Regions from separate parts of the Mus musculus genome. Here region 2 is linked to region 1. A link is a loop called in an ENCODE intact Hi-C map of the cell type or tissue named here. Cell type or tissue: heart. All regions are shown on one strand. Each heading gives the region's core, and the rest is flanking DNA. Links, peaks and the distances in the headings are about the cores only. Region 1 holds the start of Zscan22 (zinc finger and SCAN domain containing 22). Region 2 holds the start of Zfp110 (zinc finger protein 110).

What was found. Hi-C counts contacts between places; a loop is a spot of excess contacts. Peaks named below come from ENCODE experiments on the same cell type or tissue, not always from the same donor. Only the 100,000 strongest peaks of a DNase experiment are listed, where the experiment ranks them.
Region 2: it touches region 1 in a loop (3-fold over the local background); 6 of 42 quality-filtered maps call a loop at or near these places.

What each region holds. Positions count from the first base shown.
Region 1 is chr7:12,894,657-12,902,994 of GRCm38, forward strand. Zscan22 (zinc finger and SCAN domain containing 22) reads left to right here and starts at 3,153. Exons shown (of 3, transcript NM_001290436.1): 1 at 3,153-3,324. In heart, for the core only: a CTCF peak has its summit at 3,168; a DNase peak (open chromatin) is centred at 3,145; H3K4me3 peaks cover 1,600 bases; H3K27ac peaks cover 492 bases.
Region 2 is chr7:12,831,784-12,840,121 of GRCm38, forward strand. It overlaps Zfp110 (zinc finger protein 110), which reads left to right and starts at 2,978. Exons shown (of 8, transcript NM_022981.5): 1 at 2,978-3,381; 2 at 3,664-3,744; 3 at 4,510-4,636; 4 at 5,306-5,401. The coding sequence starts at 3,700. In heart, for the core only: a CTCF peak has its summit at 3,155; DNase peaks (open chromatin) are centred at 2,928 and 3,188; H3K4me3 peaks cover 2,038 bases; H3K27ac peaks cover 1,392 bases.

The DNA.
Region 1 (8,338 bases), core at 111-8,110:
ACCATTTGGTTGCCGGGAATCAAACTCAGGACCTCTGGAGAAACAGACAGTACTCTTAACCACTGAGCCATCTCTCCACTCACCAACCCCCCCCCCCCCCAGCAAGATATCCTAACGACCATTCTCATATTTACAGGGAACTTCACCCTTATCTAATTGTTTTCCTCCACATGTTCTCTTAAGAAAAAAGAAGGCAGGTAGGGGGAAGGAGGTTCCCAACCTGTGTCCATGCAGTTCCTGACAAAAAGAACATTTATTGTTATCTCTGGTTTCTCATAGAGCCAGGAAACCAACTTAACCTAAAAAGAAACTAACTATGAAATATGCACAGCTCAGCTGTAGTCACATGCTTGTGCCCCAGGAGCATGGAATCAACTGATTTAGTTGTACAGAACAGTTGCCTGTCAGGTGCCTACCTTGAACAGTCATCCTAACAACAGCAGTTCTTGCCACTTTGAGGGAACAGTCCAGCATCAGGACTGCTGCCATCACAGCTCCTTACCTTTGCTCTCTTCTAAGAACCTGAAATCTGATGGGGTCTCCTTTGGAGTACACCTGGCTCCCAGGATACTTTGGATCAGCATTTTTGTTTTTCTTTTTTGATCTCCAGGGTGCTCACAAGACACTGTTGGTGTCCAGAATTTGCTTCTCTGCACTCACATTTCCCTCTGAGGTCGGCCTTTCATTTCCTTTGCCAAGCCTGACTTTTCATAATAACTCAGCTGTTATATCTTCTCTGGGAGCTTTTCATTCACAAAGCTAAGAAAAGGTGCATCAGCTGGCTGACTTTGTGGTAGTTCTATGAAGTAGTAGCATTTCTAGATGAGCCAGGAAGTGTGACACAGGCCTTTAATCCCAGCACTCAGGAAGCAGGGACAGGGGCAGGGGCAGCAAATCTCTTAAGTATGAGGCCAGCCTGTTCCAAGATATCCAGGATTACACAGAGAAACCCTGTGTCAAAGTCACATAGACAGATAGATAGATAGATAGATAGATAGATAGATAGATAGATAGATAGATAGATAGATAGATAGATAGCATGTGCAACCATATTCTAAATGAAAAAAAAGTAGGCCCAGAGCAAATATTACTAATTACCAGCATAAAGGTAATTATGTATGTTATATTCAAAAGTAATATAAAGTCAGACTTTCATATGAGCACCCAGTTTACAGTAGCTAAGATTTCAGTGACTCTGGGCTGGAAAGATGGCTCAGCAGTTAAGAGCACTGACTACTCTTCCTAAGGACCTGAGTTTAAAACCCAGCAACCACATGGTGGCTCACAACCATCCTTAATGAGATCTGATGCCCTCTTCTGGTGTGTCTAAAGACATCTACAGTGTACTTACATATAACAAATAAATAAATCTAAAAAATATATATTCAGTGACTCACTTATGTTGGAGGTGCTGCTGTGGGGTTTTGCCTTTTTCTCATGGTCCTGAGCAAACTGCTAAAGCCTCAGTCATTGTGCCTGTAATCAATACTGGGAGAAACAGGAAAGTAGGCAAGCCAATATTCACCTTTCTCATATGTCAAAGAAGGGCCTTCCCAGAAACCTCTGTCATATACCCACATAATTTGTTGGCCAAAAATGAGTCACAGGGCCATCTGTCATAAGAGGTTTGGAGTGGTAGTGTTCAGCATTCCTAACCTCTGGTGGCTGCAGGGAAGGTTGAAAAGGGCTCTGTCCCTTTTCTCTTCCAGTCTCTGGAGTCACCTGTATTCCACATTTCCACAGTGCCAACGTTCACCTCAGGCCTCTCCCCTGCTGCTTCACAGAATCAGTTGTGTCCACAACTGGGTGCTGCCATTCCTCAACGACCCTTCTGCCTTCCCCCAGCTTGCAAACAAGGTGGGGAAGGAGGGATGAGTACAGAGCAAATTCATGTACTAGGAGCCTGCTCAATACCCTTGCCTCCGTTGGAAGTAGCGAAACATTGTTTTCTCACCTGAGAGTCTCTGTGAGGAACTGAATTTGGCCGAGATTGCTGTACTGCCAATTTTCTCCTCAAAGCACTGATCACCTTACATCTTTCTGTTGCACAGTTCCCTCAATACACGCATCCTGTGGCTGCTCTCTATGAAGTTTGCTAGTATGGCTGTTAAAAAGACTGTTACTCGTGCACCATTCACTTTGTATGGAGCTCAAAGACAGACAAACTTGTAGACAATTTAGCAAATCCCAACAGTAAAGGCCTCCTAGTCAGGCACCTTGTCTAAAAGTCTGGAAGCTGTCTGTGATGTTTAAATGGCCTGCAGACACACACATACACACTCCACCCCCAGCTGTCTCGTGTAGTTAGTGTTAGTTAGCTAAGACTGGCTACATTCAAATAAAATGACAAAGGTTTCGGAAGGATTGTGGAAGGATTGTAGTTTAGGGCTTGAGGTTGCACTTAATGTGAGTAAAGGTCCAGGTTCCCCAGAACCAAAAAAATTAAGCAAAATATGGCTGGCAAGAAAGAAAAGTGGGTAAAAGTACTTGCTGCCAAAACTGAGTTTGACCTGCAGAACTCACTTGGTAAAAGGAAAGAACAGGGTTCCAAAAGTTGTCTCCTAACCTCTTCACGTGCATTGTGGTACGTACCCCACAACACACATAAACACACATGAACAAACACACACACCAAATAAATGTGATTTTAATATATATATATGTGTGTGTGTGTATACATATATACATATACATATACATATACATATACATATACATATACATATACATATACATATACATATACATATACATATACATATACATATACATATACATATACATATAACCTATGTGGGTATTTTGCCTGCTTGTATATCTGTGTAGCATTTGTGTGCCTGGTGCCTATGAAGGCCAAAAGAGGGTACCAAAACTCCTGGGACTGGAGTTAGACGGTTGTGAGCCATCAGAGGATGGACCTCACTCACTTGCACCGTGCATGCTCCAACTTCCCACACATCCCACAACTTCTACTCAGAAACACCAGCCTAGAGTCACCATCCTTCCCAACCCAACCCCCGGCAGGCATTCAGAACTACAACTCCCACAGGGCCGAAAGAATTAGCGCTGTGCTTTCTGGAACTTGTAGTCCAGGTGACGTGCTGTGTGGCCATTCGCCTGTACTAGGCACTTTGGGACTTGTGGTCCCTGGGCACGAAGGCGCATGTGTGTGCGTCACCAGGACGCCTTTGGAAGTGTCCGCTGGGAGTTCTGGAGACCCGGTGAGCGCGGGAACCCTGGCATGGAGGGGTGAGGGCTGCGAACGCCCACGGCAAACCTAACGGCCTGTGAGTACAGGACAGAGTGTGTCACGGCTGATGGAGTGTAAGTCTGACAAACCAAAAGCGGGACTGGCCGACCGGTTGTATGTGTCCGACAGGTTGTGCTACGTCTGATGCGTCGTGGCCTTGGATATCTCGTCGAGTGACTGATGAAGCCACCGACAGAAATAGCTTTTCGATGGACTTTAAGATGGGTTTGTAGCCAGGCGTGGTAGCGCAAGCCTTTAATCCCAGCACTCGGAGGCAGAGGCAGGCGGATTTCTGAGTTCGAGGCCAGCCTGGTCTACAAAGTGAGTTCCAGGACAGCTAGGGCTACACAGAGAAACCCTGTCTCGAAAAACCAAAAAATAAAAATAAAATAAAATAAAAAATAAATTTAAAAAAGATGAGTTTGTAACGAGTTCAGCCATGAGTGAAATCCTCTGTGTCTGGTTGAGATGCTGACTAACATGGTCTTCCTGCCTCTGCCTCCCAAGCCACCACGCCAAACATTTCAGCTGCTTTATTTACTTATTTTTATTTTATATGCATTGGAATTTTGCCTGCAAGTATGTGTGTGAGGGTGCCAGATCTTGGAATTACAAACAGTTGTGAGCTGCAATGTGGGTGCTGGGAATTGAACCTGGGTCCTGTGGAAGAGCAGCCAATGAATGCTCTTAACCACCCACTGAGCCACCTCTTCAGCCCCTTGAGCTGCTTTAATTCCACCATAAAATGTATATTAATTGAGCCAGCCATGGTGGCACATGTTCTTTTCGAAGCCAGCCTCATCTATGTATCAAGTTCCAGGCCATCCAGGACTTTATAGTAAACCCCTGTATCCTGGTTGGGTTGGGTTGGGTTGGTTGGGTTGGTTGTATACAACTTGATGAAAGCTAGCGTTATCTGAGAAGAGGAACCTCCATTGAGAAAAGGCCTCCAAGAGATGACTTGTAGGCAAGTCTATAGGGGCATTTTCTTGATTAATTATTGACGTGGGAGGACCCAGTCCAGGTGCCACCCCTGAGTAGGTGATCCTGGGTTATATAAGAAAACAGACTGAGCAAGCCTTGGGAAGCAAGCATTCCACCACAACCTCTGCTTCAGTTTTTGCAACCAGGTTCCTACCTTGAGTTTAACCTGACTTCCTTCAAAACTGGTAATTTGTGAGGAAAATAAGCCCTTTCCTCCCCAACTTGCTTTTGACCAATGTTTTATCACTGCAAGAGAAGGTGCAAACTAAGACAACCCTGTCTCAAAATATACACACACACACACATCACACATGCATATATAATAGATGTGTGTTTACTATGTAGTAATTTATATTAATATATATATTTATTTGCTGGTTTTAGCTTGACTAATTTTTTAAAAATTTTTTCTGGACTATTAGTTTGTACTTGGGATTTACTACAATATCAGATACAATATGGCATTTCTGGGGTATACTTAAGTGTTCTGGTGACTAAGGGAGGTCCTGCTGCTATGCTATATAATAGGAACAGAGTGATGAAGTCCTGCACTGTAAGTACCAAGTCTCTGAAGGAAGTGCTGTCCCTTTCCAGATGTTAGTAGCTTCCCTATCTAGAAATGGGGATTGATTCCGAAGCAAACTAAAATTGAAGTCAGCAGGCAAGAGGAATGTAAGTTCTATTATGTAAGGAGAGCTAGTCTTAAAATGAAGTGTAATATTGAGCCAAAACACATGACCATTTTAAAGCTCTTCCTATATTATATATGTGTGTACATGTGTGCACACACAGAGAAGCCATGGCCCATGTGTAACAAAGATCAGGAGACAAGTTAAAGCAGTTGGTTCTGTCCTTTTACCATACGGGTCTTAGGGGTTGGAGATAGGTTGTCAGGCTTGGCGGCAAGCACCTTTACTTGCCAAGCCATCTCCCCAACCCATACTGTGTTTTTTGTAAAGGGCATTTTAGCTGACTGTCACCTACTAGGAATGTGTGAAGTGGGTTCTTACCAGCCCCAAGCAGCACTCGTTGTTTACTGTTCTTCTGCGGTTTGGAAAGGCTGAACGTCATCCCCCATAAAGAAAGACTGGAGGGCATCATTTGTGAGGTCCAAGACCAGCTCTCCACCTGCTGACAGAAAATAACCCTAGAGGTTAATGCAGTTCCCCAGCTTTTTTTTTTTCTTAGATTTATTTATTTATTGTATGTAAGTACACTGTAGCTGTCCTCAGATACTCCAGAAGAGGGCATCAGATTTCATTACGGATAGTTGTGAGCCACCATGTGGTTGCTGGGATTTGAACTTGGGACCTTTGGAAGAACAGTTGGCGCTCTTAACCACTGAGCCATCTCGCCAGCCCCCTCCCCAGCTTTTAATATGGAAACAGTAATACTGTCTCATAGAGGATCATGTGTTAACAGACACAAGAGGCTAGGGTCACCTAGCATATAGTTAGTTCCCAGGGCCTGTCCTTATTTTCTCCTATTCCTGTCCCACGTTGTAACGTACTTGTTCTTTTATCAGCCTGTCCATATCAGTCTAGTAAAGGCATTGAACACGGGTCCCATGTCTTCCTCATCTTGGCATCCTTAGCAGAGCTGGGTACCAAGAAGATACTCAATGAAGATTCATTAAGCAAAACTTGCGTTTACATATGTGTAGACAATAAGGTAACTGAAGCCCCTTTACCTGCTTAGTACATCTCTCTGCCCCCTCCTTTTTGTGGGACAAGCAGTGGCTTGCTAGGTAGCTCACAGTCTTCAAATCCTCCTGCTTCATCCTCCCATGTGTGATTATCTTGCCCTTGGTCCCTTATCCTCTTCCCCCTCTCCACATTCACCTCCCCCTTCTCCACGTGCACATGACCGGCCTCTCTCCCTCCCTCCCTCCCTCTCCCCCCCTCTGCTTTCTTCTTAACTCCCCTCCCCATGCCATAAATAAACTCTATTCTATAAAAAAAAAAAAGAGCCCCTGCAGTGAGGGCAGATGGATAATAAACAAGCAATCATATAATTGTGCCATATGTCAGGTGGTAAAGAGCAATAAGAAATAAAGCAGAGTAGAGGGCAGAATCTCTGCAGAGTTATCTTTTTGTATAGAGGCCTATTTATGTATTGTTGAGAAAGAAAAGTCTTGCTCTGTAGCCCAGGATGGCCTTGAACTTTCAGTCTTCCTGACTTAGCCTGCTGAGTTGTGAGATTATAGCTATGTGTCCCTATTAGAAAGAACCACAACAGAAATTAGAAAATATTTTAAACTAAATGAAAATGAAGTTGGGTATATATAATAGTACATGCTTATAATCCCAGTACCCAGGAGGCTGTAGCAGAATTTCCATAAGGCCATCATGGTCTATATAAAAGGTCCTGACTCAAAAAACTAATATAAAAATGTAGATAGAACTTATCAAAATTATGACATACAACTAGAGCTTTTGGAATAAAATGTATAGCTTTAAACACATGCACTTTATTTTAGACTTTTATATTTATTATGTATACACACACATACACACACACACCACAGCATAACATCTTAAAGAGTCAATCTTCTCCTTCCACTCTGCGGGTCCTAGGTATGAAACGTTTGTCATAAGACTTGGTGGCAAGTGCCTTACATGATAAACCATCTTGCTGGCCCAAATACATACATTTGTAAAGAAGCAAGGTAGTCAGGCATGGTGGGGCATGCACTGGGGATGAAGGGGAAGGACAGTGAACTGGAAGCCATGCTAGCTACATAGCAACACACACAGACACACATATACACACACCTACACACACCTAACAGAATAAATCACCGTGGGATTACCAGGTCGAAAGATAAGAAAATAGGAACTGTATAAGTGACAGGAGACATGGCTTTGTGGCTTTGTGGCTAGCTGTGGGCTGGCTTGCGTTTGCAGCTCACTCGCCTGCTGATCCTTCCCTAGCTGGGAGACTTGGAGAGGATCCTTTCATTCTGTCTGCCTTCACCTAAAATAGGAATACAACTTGTCCCTTGAGTTTGTTTCTTTGCGTTTTGGTTTGCTTTGGTTTAGGTTTTGGTTTTTGAGACAGGGTATCTGTATATAACCCTAGCTGTCCTGAAACTCACTCTGTAAACCATACTGGAATTGGATTCAAAGATACACCTGCCTCTGCCTCCCATGCTGAGATTAAAGGTATTGGCCAGCTCCGCCCTGCTGTCGGGGGGAGGGGGGGAGATTATGAATATATATATATATATACGTGTGTGTGTGTGTGTGTGTGTGTGTGTGTGTGTGTACTCACAAGAAAGACCTTGCAGGATGAATTTTAGGCTTCTCAGCATTGACCAGCCTCTCGAGGGCTGAATGCTAGCAGCTCCTAGAAGCTCTTTTTATTGTTTCTAAATGGCACTGTTATCAGTTCTGCATACCAAAACTTACTTGATCTAGGGCTTGTCTTGAGTAATTTCTTTTTCTTTTTTTAAGATTTATTTATTATTATATCTAAGTACACTATAGCTGTCTTCAGACACTCCAGAAGAGGGCATCAGATCTCATTACGGATGGTTGTGAGCCACCATGTGGTTGCCGGGATTTGAACTCAGGACCTTCGGAAGAGCAGTCAGTGCTCTTAACCTCTGAGCCATCTCTCCAGCCTGGAGCTTATCCTGAAAGAACCATCACCTTAAGCAATTTACAGCCATATTAGACTTCCTGATTTGCCAGGCATGTCTCAAGACTAATTATGCAAAGGCTCTGAGGATCCTTTAAAAGACTCGCTCCATAAATCTCAGATAGCAATCACTGACAAAAGGCTGCTTCAAAACTTAGGTGCCGCACGCACTCCATATTCATGCCAGATACAACACAACAGTCCTGCTAAAATTCTGCTACAATACTGTTTGTATATGTACGATTGTTTTGCCTACATGTGTGTCTGTGTACCACACGTATGCCCGGTGCTTGTGGAAACCAGAAAAGGGTGACCTGACATTGGAATTACAGACACTTGTGGGCCCCTATGTGCGTGCTGGGAATGAAACCCGAGTCCTCTGTAAGATAATCCAATCTTCTTTACATTTTTATTTTATTTTATTTTATTTTTGGTCAGGATCTCTTAATCTCAGCCCCTAAG
Region 2 (8,338 bases), core at 104-8,103, 63 kb before region 1:
CTAGGTTCTATTCCTGCAACCCACATAATGGAAGGACAGAACCAATTCCTGAAAGCTTTCCTCTGACTTCACACGTACGTACACTGTGCTATGAAAGTCTGTGTGTGCACGCAGACGCACGCGCACATGCACTCACACTAAATCAAATAAAAAGCATTTAATTAACTTTTTTGGTTTGCTTGTTTTGCAAGACATGGTTTCTCTGTGCAGCCCTGGATGTCCCGGAACTCACCCTGTAGACTAGGCTAGCCTTGAACTTACAGAGATCCACCTGCCTTTGCCTCCCAAAGTGCTGGGACTCAAGGTGTGCACCACCATCAACGAACCTTAACTTTTAAAAATAAGAATGAACTTAAAACTGAAAAGAGAACTTGCCTCCTTAAAATAATAAAGCTCTCTATTGAACAATTGGATAAGCCACTTAAACAAACACACACTGACATCTAAAATAAAACTGTCAGTCAATGGCTATTTTCCACAATTCTGTCACACAATAATAATCTGCCAAACAGCCAGGATTATTTAATGTGAAATATTAAAAAAGGGACCAATTACTTATTCAATCAATATGGTCCTTTTGAAAGTTAAGAGATTCTGAGGACTAAAGAGTTAACTCAGTCATCAGTGTTTGCCACAAAGCTCTGAGTTCTAACACCCACACCACAGAAAGATGAGCAGTGTGGCCCACATCTGTATTCCTTGCACTAGGAAGGTGGAAGCAAGAGGATTAGAAATTCAAGGTTAACCTCAGCTACAAAATTCAAAAACAGTTTGGGATATATGTGAACCAGGATGAAATGGAATGAATGAATGAATGAAAAAAAATCCAAGGAAATACTGTCAAACTAAAAATAGGATAATAATCTGAGCAAATACTAAATATAAACATTAATTGCAGTAAAAATTAAGAACAGGGCTAGAGAGATGACTCAGCAGTTAAGAGCACTGACTCTTCTTCCTGAAGTCCTGAGTTCAGTTCCCAGCAACCACATGGTAGCTCACAACCACCTGTAATGAGATCCAATGCCCTCTTCTGGTGTGTCTGAAGACAGCTACAGAGTGTACTCACATACATAAAATAAATAAAAATGTTTAAAAATTAAGAATATGTAGTCTATTTTAACCATAAGAATAAGAAGCATGACCACAGTTAGACACAGTGTTGCCAAGACCCTACTTAGAAAGCGTAAAGGAATACACAAACCTTGGGTTGAGAAGGATAGGTCAATAGGCTCTAGGCATTATGAGAACATCAGAATGTCTGGACCCCAAGTAATACAAAGACTACATCAATCAGAACAGGATATAAAGAGACCTTAGGAATAGGATACTAAACAGTATAAGGAACACAGCAGAATTCTTTGTTGTTCTGAGCTGTCTAGAGAGTTACAAACATACCCAATTATGGTCAGAGGCAGACTTCAAGTTCCCCCTGATCTAATCTGCCATTAGGAACAAACCTAGTCACAGGTTAGCTAATAACTGGCATTACCAGAACCCACAGCCTCTCAATGTGTACCATACAAATCAGCCCCTGTGTGTAACCAACAAGCTCAGTCAGTCAGCAGGGTCTCAAGGGAGGGAGTGAAGATTGAAAAGAAAAAGACAATTAGACAACATTATAACAGGACTCAAGCCCCTGCTGAGCCTGAAGTGGGTTTATTTTTCTCTAGTCTGTTTTTTCTAGTCTATTCTAAGTACATGCAAAGAATAAGGTCAGTTCTAAGTCAAGGTACAAACAAGGCAATAAACAAAGTCCTGTGGTATTCAGGGACTTACAAAACGATCAAGATCTTGATCTTAGCCCCAAGTCAAATTCTTGCCTGAGCCTACTTCCGTGTCCTAGCCTAATGTCAAATTCCTGCCCAATTCCTAGAAGCAGTCCCAAGAGCTCTCCACATGTATGGATATTTACAGTTAGCATCCCTGGGACTGAGTGTAATTTTAGTTTTCCTCATACATCTCTGATCCTCCATGTCCCTTTGTAGCTGGTCTTTGCAACTTTGTGGGTTCTCCTCTTCCTCCCATCTTTATCCATGCCCCCTTTTTACCCCTTAACACTAGACTGGAAAGAAACAGGAATAGAGGGGAGAGAGGAATTAGGAAATCCCTGAATCTGATTTCTTTTCTTTTGCTTCTCCTTTGACCTCAGCTACTACGAAACCACAACCAACCTCCTCCCTATACAACCAACTGGTCCAGCCCAGCCCCTAGCCTATCGGGCCCTAACATTAATATACTCTCTGAAAAGTTCTCAGAATTCCAAATATAACACAATCACAAAAAACTATCTGCTACAGACAGAACCACGATTCTGCTAGAGCACAAAACAAATCACGGTCAGCTGCTACAGGCAGTCTGAAGCAGCCCCACATCCCTATACCTGGAATCAAACAAAATATTATTTTATAATATTTGTTTGTTCTTCCAAGAAACCAAAATTCCAGGATTCTCACTACATCCCTTCCTCTGCTGGGGAAAACTAGAGAGGACATTTAGTGTAGCCTACCATATTTTAAGTCCACCAGGTCTCCATACTTCCCACCTAAACGTTATAAGCCCACACCACCCTGCCCAGACCACACAACCCTGCCCACTCTACTAATCTGGACGCAAACGCCTGTCCTCTCATGGAAATTTGAGTACTTTTAATTCCGATGCCTAATGGCTTTCTGTTTCTACAGTTACTCCTTTCTTCCTCTCCCTTTAAGGGTACCGGTGAAACTTCAGTAAGATTGCATCCTTTTCTCCTTCCCCACAGTAAACTCCGTTAAATGACTTTGTCTTCTCTTGCCTCCGACCCACAGACAGCCCCAATCCGGATTCCCTCCCCCTCTACACTAGTAGAGCCGTAGGTTCCATCTGTCCCCTCGTCCCGCCTTCCTTGCTCTGCTACGCGGCGTGCCTCGCTCAGCCGACCTAACACCAGCACTTCCGGCCCACCCCCTTGCCCATGCCTAGCTTCCGTTTTGTCCAAGTTCTTTTGCTCCTGTTAGTGGGTTCGATTCTCTCCTAGCCTCGGTCTCTGTCCACAGAGGTACTGGTGCTCAGCGTCTTAGTATCCTTCTTCAAAAGCTGCATCCTAGTTCTTTAGCAGTCAATAACACACTTTTCGGACTTCGGCTTCGCCCGCCAACAGGACAAACGCCGCCTAACTGCTGCCGCTCGACGTCCGCGGGGGCGTCTGGGAGTTGTAGTCCGGACTCGTGAGCTGGCGCAGTTCGGGACAAGACCGACGGGCGAGCGCCATTGTGTCTTTCCGCAATCGTAGCGCTGCGTGAAAGCCCGTCGGGGGCAGCACCCATCTTCTGTTTTATTTGCAACCTCTGGAACCCAGTGTCGGCTTCGTTTGTGGCGCCACTTCTACGGACCCGGGAGAAGGTGTGTAGTCGTGGGTCCGAACAAATCCTAAGGAAGACATCGCGTTCTAAATAAGGACCACAGTTTAAGAAAACCAACCGCCTTTTGGATTAGATGACATCAGCTGTCCCCTCTCGGTTAGAGGGGAACCTGTCTTGTAGGCTTATGGGAGTCGGGAAGAGGATTCACTGGGCACTTTGCAATTTTGGGGTGGACTGGTCATGTCCTGCTGAGGGGTGGGATATGGGCAGAGGTGGGGGAGCCGCTGGGCACATTCCTTAGTGCCCCCCTCTTCCACTTTAGGTTTCGTCAGCATTCTGCCTACTCCTGGGAGAGAACATGGAGGACAGTATGGCTTCCACGCTTCCAACAACCTGGCCCCATGTGAGTAAAGGCTTCTTTTCAACTTTTGAGTCGGCTCAGGGGTCGGCTAGTGGTGAGACGTTTGTTCTCAAATATCATTGAGTTTCGGGAGGAGTTGGAGGACTGCCCAAGAGGGTGGTTACAATAGAAGAAACAAACAAACCGATTTCTGAACCAGGAACTGGCAAGCCAGATTGAGGCTTTTTAATTAAAAAACAATACTATTACATTTGGGGGGGGGGGGGCATGCACGTGTGTGCCACTGCCTGCTTGTAGAGGACAGAGAGTACCTTTCCGGATCGCTACCCTTCTTCCAACATATGAATCCTGAAGATCAATCAAACTCAGGCTTGGTAGCAGGCACCTTTACCCACTGAGCCATCTCACCAATCCTTTTCAACCTTTATTTTTTCTTTTTTTTTTTTTTTTTTTTTTTTTTTTTTTTAAGCTGAGGGTCTGGTGAAAGAAACTGACAAGTGTAAGAAGATAAGAAGCTCATGTTTAGTTTTCAGCAACTACTTTAAGGAAGTGACAATTCAAAAACAAGAAAAGAGGTATAGATGGGAACCAACAGTCCTATCCCCTGATTAGTGAGAAATGAACAGGTTTTCATAGACCACAGTCTCACGTGTCCCCTGATTAGTGTCAGACCGATTTGCTCAAGGATTCAGACAAAGGAACATGAGATAAGTAAAATGTAGCTGGGTCATCTTGCTCAGCCTTCCTATTTTTCTGTCACTGTAGAAGAGGAAAACCCTGGACTGAACTGCATCTTGTGCCTTTCAGGAGTCTGTGAAGTTTGAAGATGTATCTCTGACGTTTACCGAGGAAGAGTGGGCACAGCTGGACTTCCAACAGAAGTGCCTGTACAGGGAGATCATGATGGAGAACTACAGCAACATGATTTCAGTGGGTAAGGCAGCCTCCACTTTAATAAAGAGCTGTTTGGGTGGGTGGAGCATGCTTTTAATTCCAGCACCTCAGAGGTGGAGGAGGATTGGAAGTTCAGTGCCAGGCTTGACTCTACCTGCCCCCACCCCAATTCTGGATGTGCGGTACCCCTGAACTGTAAGTGCTTGGGCTCAGGCTAAAGGGACCAGAGGAGAAGTGTTAAGGGAGTGTAGAGCTTGGTAGAGAGGAAAAAGGCAGCTTTTCAGTATGACTTCAGAAGTTTCATCCAAGCAATACTTCAGAGTCCCTGAATACTGGGCAGAGCTTTTAAGAGATGTTTGTAGCTGTAGTGAGAGTTGGCTATAATTTTTATGGCATGTCAAACATAAAAAAATATATCATTGTCCAGCAGCTCGGGGTTATCATCAAAATTGTGACTTCTTTATGATTCTTAGGAGGTCTTCTGTCCTCTCTGGTTATTTCATCATAGCTGTGTCTCTAAGCTTTGTGTCTCTGTTTAAGCAGAAACAAAAGTTGATAGTCCTGACCAGTTCTTTTTCAACTGTCAAATTTAGCAGGGAAGCAAAAGCTTTCATGTCCCAGCATGGGGGAAGGAGGGGCGAGAATGTTGCAGCAGGACAGCATTTTCTCTAAGCAGACCTCCAAGCCCTGTCTCCTTTCCATTGAGCAGAGCATCACTTTTCAAAGCCAAATGTGATATCTCAGCTAGAAAAAGCCGAAGACTGCTGGCCAATGCAGAGAGAAATTCCTCAAGATACTCTTCCAGGTAAGAGCCAGGCATATGGGAGTGTCCAAAGGGGTGAATCTTCTGGTTATTCCAAGACTAATGTCTTCTAAGCAGAATGAGAATCCAGGTATCATGTCATAATAAATAGGATAGTTTCCAGTCTGCAGTCATTTTTTTCATGATGCTAGTGTTTAAGCCCAGGGCCTTTCACATGATGAGCAGAGCAGACATGCTACCACTTGAACTAACATACTCGGCTCCAGTCTTTATTTAGGGGTGGATGTTGTGATATTTGGCCTTAGTGTGTAGTGGTGGTAGGGTTTGTGTTGGGGGTTTTGTTGTTTTGGATTTTTGTTTTGTTTTGAGATAAGGTCTTAGGTAGTTCAGGCTGGCCTCCAACCTATTAATTAACTAAGGATATGAATTTCTGATCATCCCTCGCTCTTGGAAGTTCTGGAATTACAAATGTGTGTTACCCCACTGGTTCCTGTTTTTATTTCTCTTCTAAGTTTGTTGTTGTTGTTGTTGTTGTTGTTGTTTTTAAGCACATAGGCATATTGTCTGAATACTTTTGTAAACTTGAACATTTTTACCTTTTTTGTTGTTCTATTTATCTGGTTTCAGTTTATATATAGTAGGCATAAAATCCTTGAGCCCCCCCAAAAATTCAGATGATCTCCTGTTGTTGAAAACAGCATCTTTCTGTAGACTAAATTACTATTGCCACAGCACAGAAGCCTCTTCTGTGTTCTTGTGCTTTGGGTTTTGATTTTTTTCCCCCTTTCTGGGTGCATGCCATAATGTGACACATTTTATTGTATATTAATGAACTTTAATAAATTTCTATACCCCTTGTAGTTTAAAAAAGTAATCTTGGCCAGGTAGTGGTAGCTCACACCTTTAATCCCAGCACTTGGGAAACAGAGGCAGTTGGATCTCTGTAAATTTAAGCCCACCTGGTGTACAGAGCAAGTTTCAGGATAGCCAGGAGTATGCAGAGAAACCGTCTTTAAAAAAACAAAAACAAAAAAAAAAAAAAACAAAGAAATCTTAGATGTCTTTTAATCCTCCAGATAAAGACCTGTTTGTCTAGATTAGTCGAAAAAAGATGTTAGAATGTATATTAAATTTGATTGGACTTAATCGTTGCTATTACCTGTTCTGATTAATCCTTGCATGGTTGTTCATATGAGCCTACATGCTGCCAAATCCTCTTAACATTGAGGTTTTAATTACTTTTCTGTTGCTGTGAAGATATACCATGACCAGGATACAAGAAAAAGCATTTAATTGAGGGTTTTCGTGTAGTTCAGTGGGTAAGTCCATAACCTTCATGGTGATGAGCACAGCAACAGGCTAAGAGCCTACTTCTTAATTCCCAAGCCAGAAGCAGCTAGAGAGAGCTCAAGGTAACTGGGAATGGCATGGACTTTTGAAACCTCAAAACTCAACCCCAGTGACATAGCTCCTCCAACAGGGCAACACCTAATCCTTCTAAATAGTTCCACCAACCTGGAACCAAACATTCAAATATATTAGCCTGGAGGGCCATTCTCATTCAAATCACCACAATCCGTTTGCTGGCCTCATAAGCCCATGGTGTAGTATGTATTCAGTCCAACTTCAAAAGTCCTCATAGCCTTTCATAGTCTCAGTATTTTAAAAGGTCATAGCCTTGAGGTTGGAGAGATTGCTCAGTGGTTAGAGCATTGGTTATGTTTGCAGAGCCCTATCAATCACATGGCAACTCAGAACCATCTGCAACTCCAGTCTAAGGAGTTACATGATGCCCTGTTCTGTCTTCTGAGGGCACTGCTCTCATACAAGTTCAATGTCTTCTCTGAGACTCAAAGCAATCTCTTTAATTGTAACCCTGTTAAAATTCAAAAAGCAAGTTACGTTCTTCTAACATACAATGGCACAGAATATATTTCCATTACAGAAGAGGGAAAGTGAGGAAATACTGGGCCTAATCAAAACTAAGCAAGGTAAACTCCAAATCTGTAGATCCATGTAATTGGGGGCTTACTTACAGTTTCAAAGGGTTATTATTAGTCCATGACCATCATAGTTGGGTACCATGGCACTGCAGCAGTAACTGAGAGTTTACATCTGATTCACAAGCAGAAGGCAGTGAGAGAGCTAACTGGGGCTGGCATGAGCTTTGGAAATACCCCCAGGGGACACACCTCATCCAGCAAGGCCACAACTTCTAATCCTACCAAACAGTTCAGTCAACTGGGGCCAAGTATTCAAACATATGAGTCTATGGGTGTTGTTAATTTTTTCTTTGCTTTGGACAATTACATAGTTCCATCATCATATCCAAAACATGATTCTGAAAATAAAGAGTGGCATATAGGAAAATGTGTAGGTTTTGATGAGCATGATGCTAGATTATGCTTTGTTTCACATCAACACTCTTATGAATGAATAAAAATTCATCTAGTGCTTTCTAATGAATGAAAAAATCATTGCTATATGTTAAATAGGGAAATACCTATTTCCATTGCAGAATCTTCCAAGGTGATTGGAAGAATCATTATAATTTTTCCCCTTTAAATCACTATGTTAAAGTGGTAGCATAGTAGATATAAGAAATGCCTTGCTATAAGGTTGTATTTTTGTGTTAATATTAATAAAAGACATAGTTTTCACTTTTTGCAATCTTAAATTTTTTTTTTAATTTATATTTTGGCTCCTAAGCACACCATGTGCCACTGTGCTTCTCTTTGTGTTTTCATGGTCTGGTGAAGTAGCATCAGGTCACTCTCTGACCCTGTTCACCTCTCACATCTCCACCTGCTGCCATCTTCAGTTATGATGTTTAGTTTCACATCAACGTTCATCTGAATGAGTAAATAGTCATCTAGTACTTACTAATGAATGAAAAATCATTCCTATATGATGGAAATAGGAAAATTTTGAGGCTAGGACTAGGAAACCAAAATACAAGAACATGCAGGTTAAGTTAGC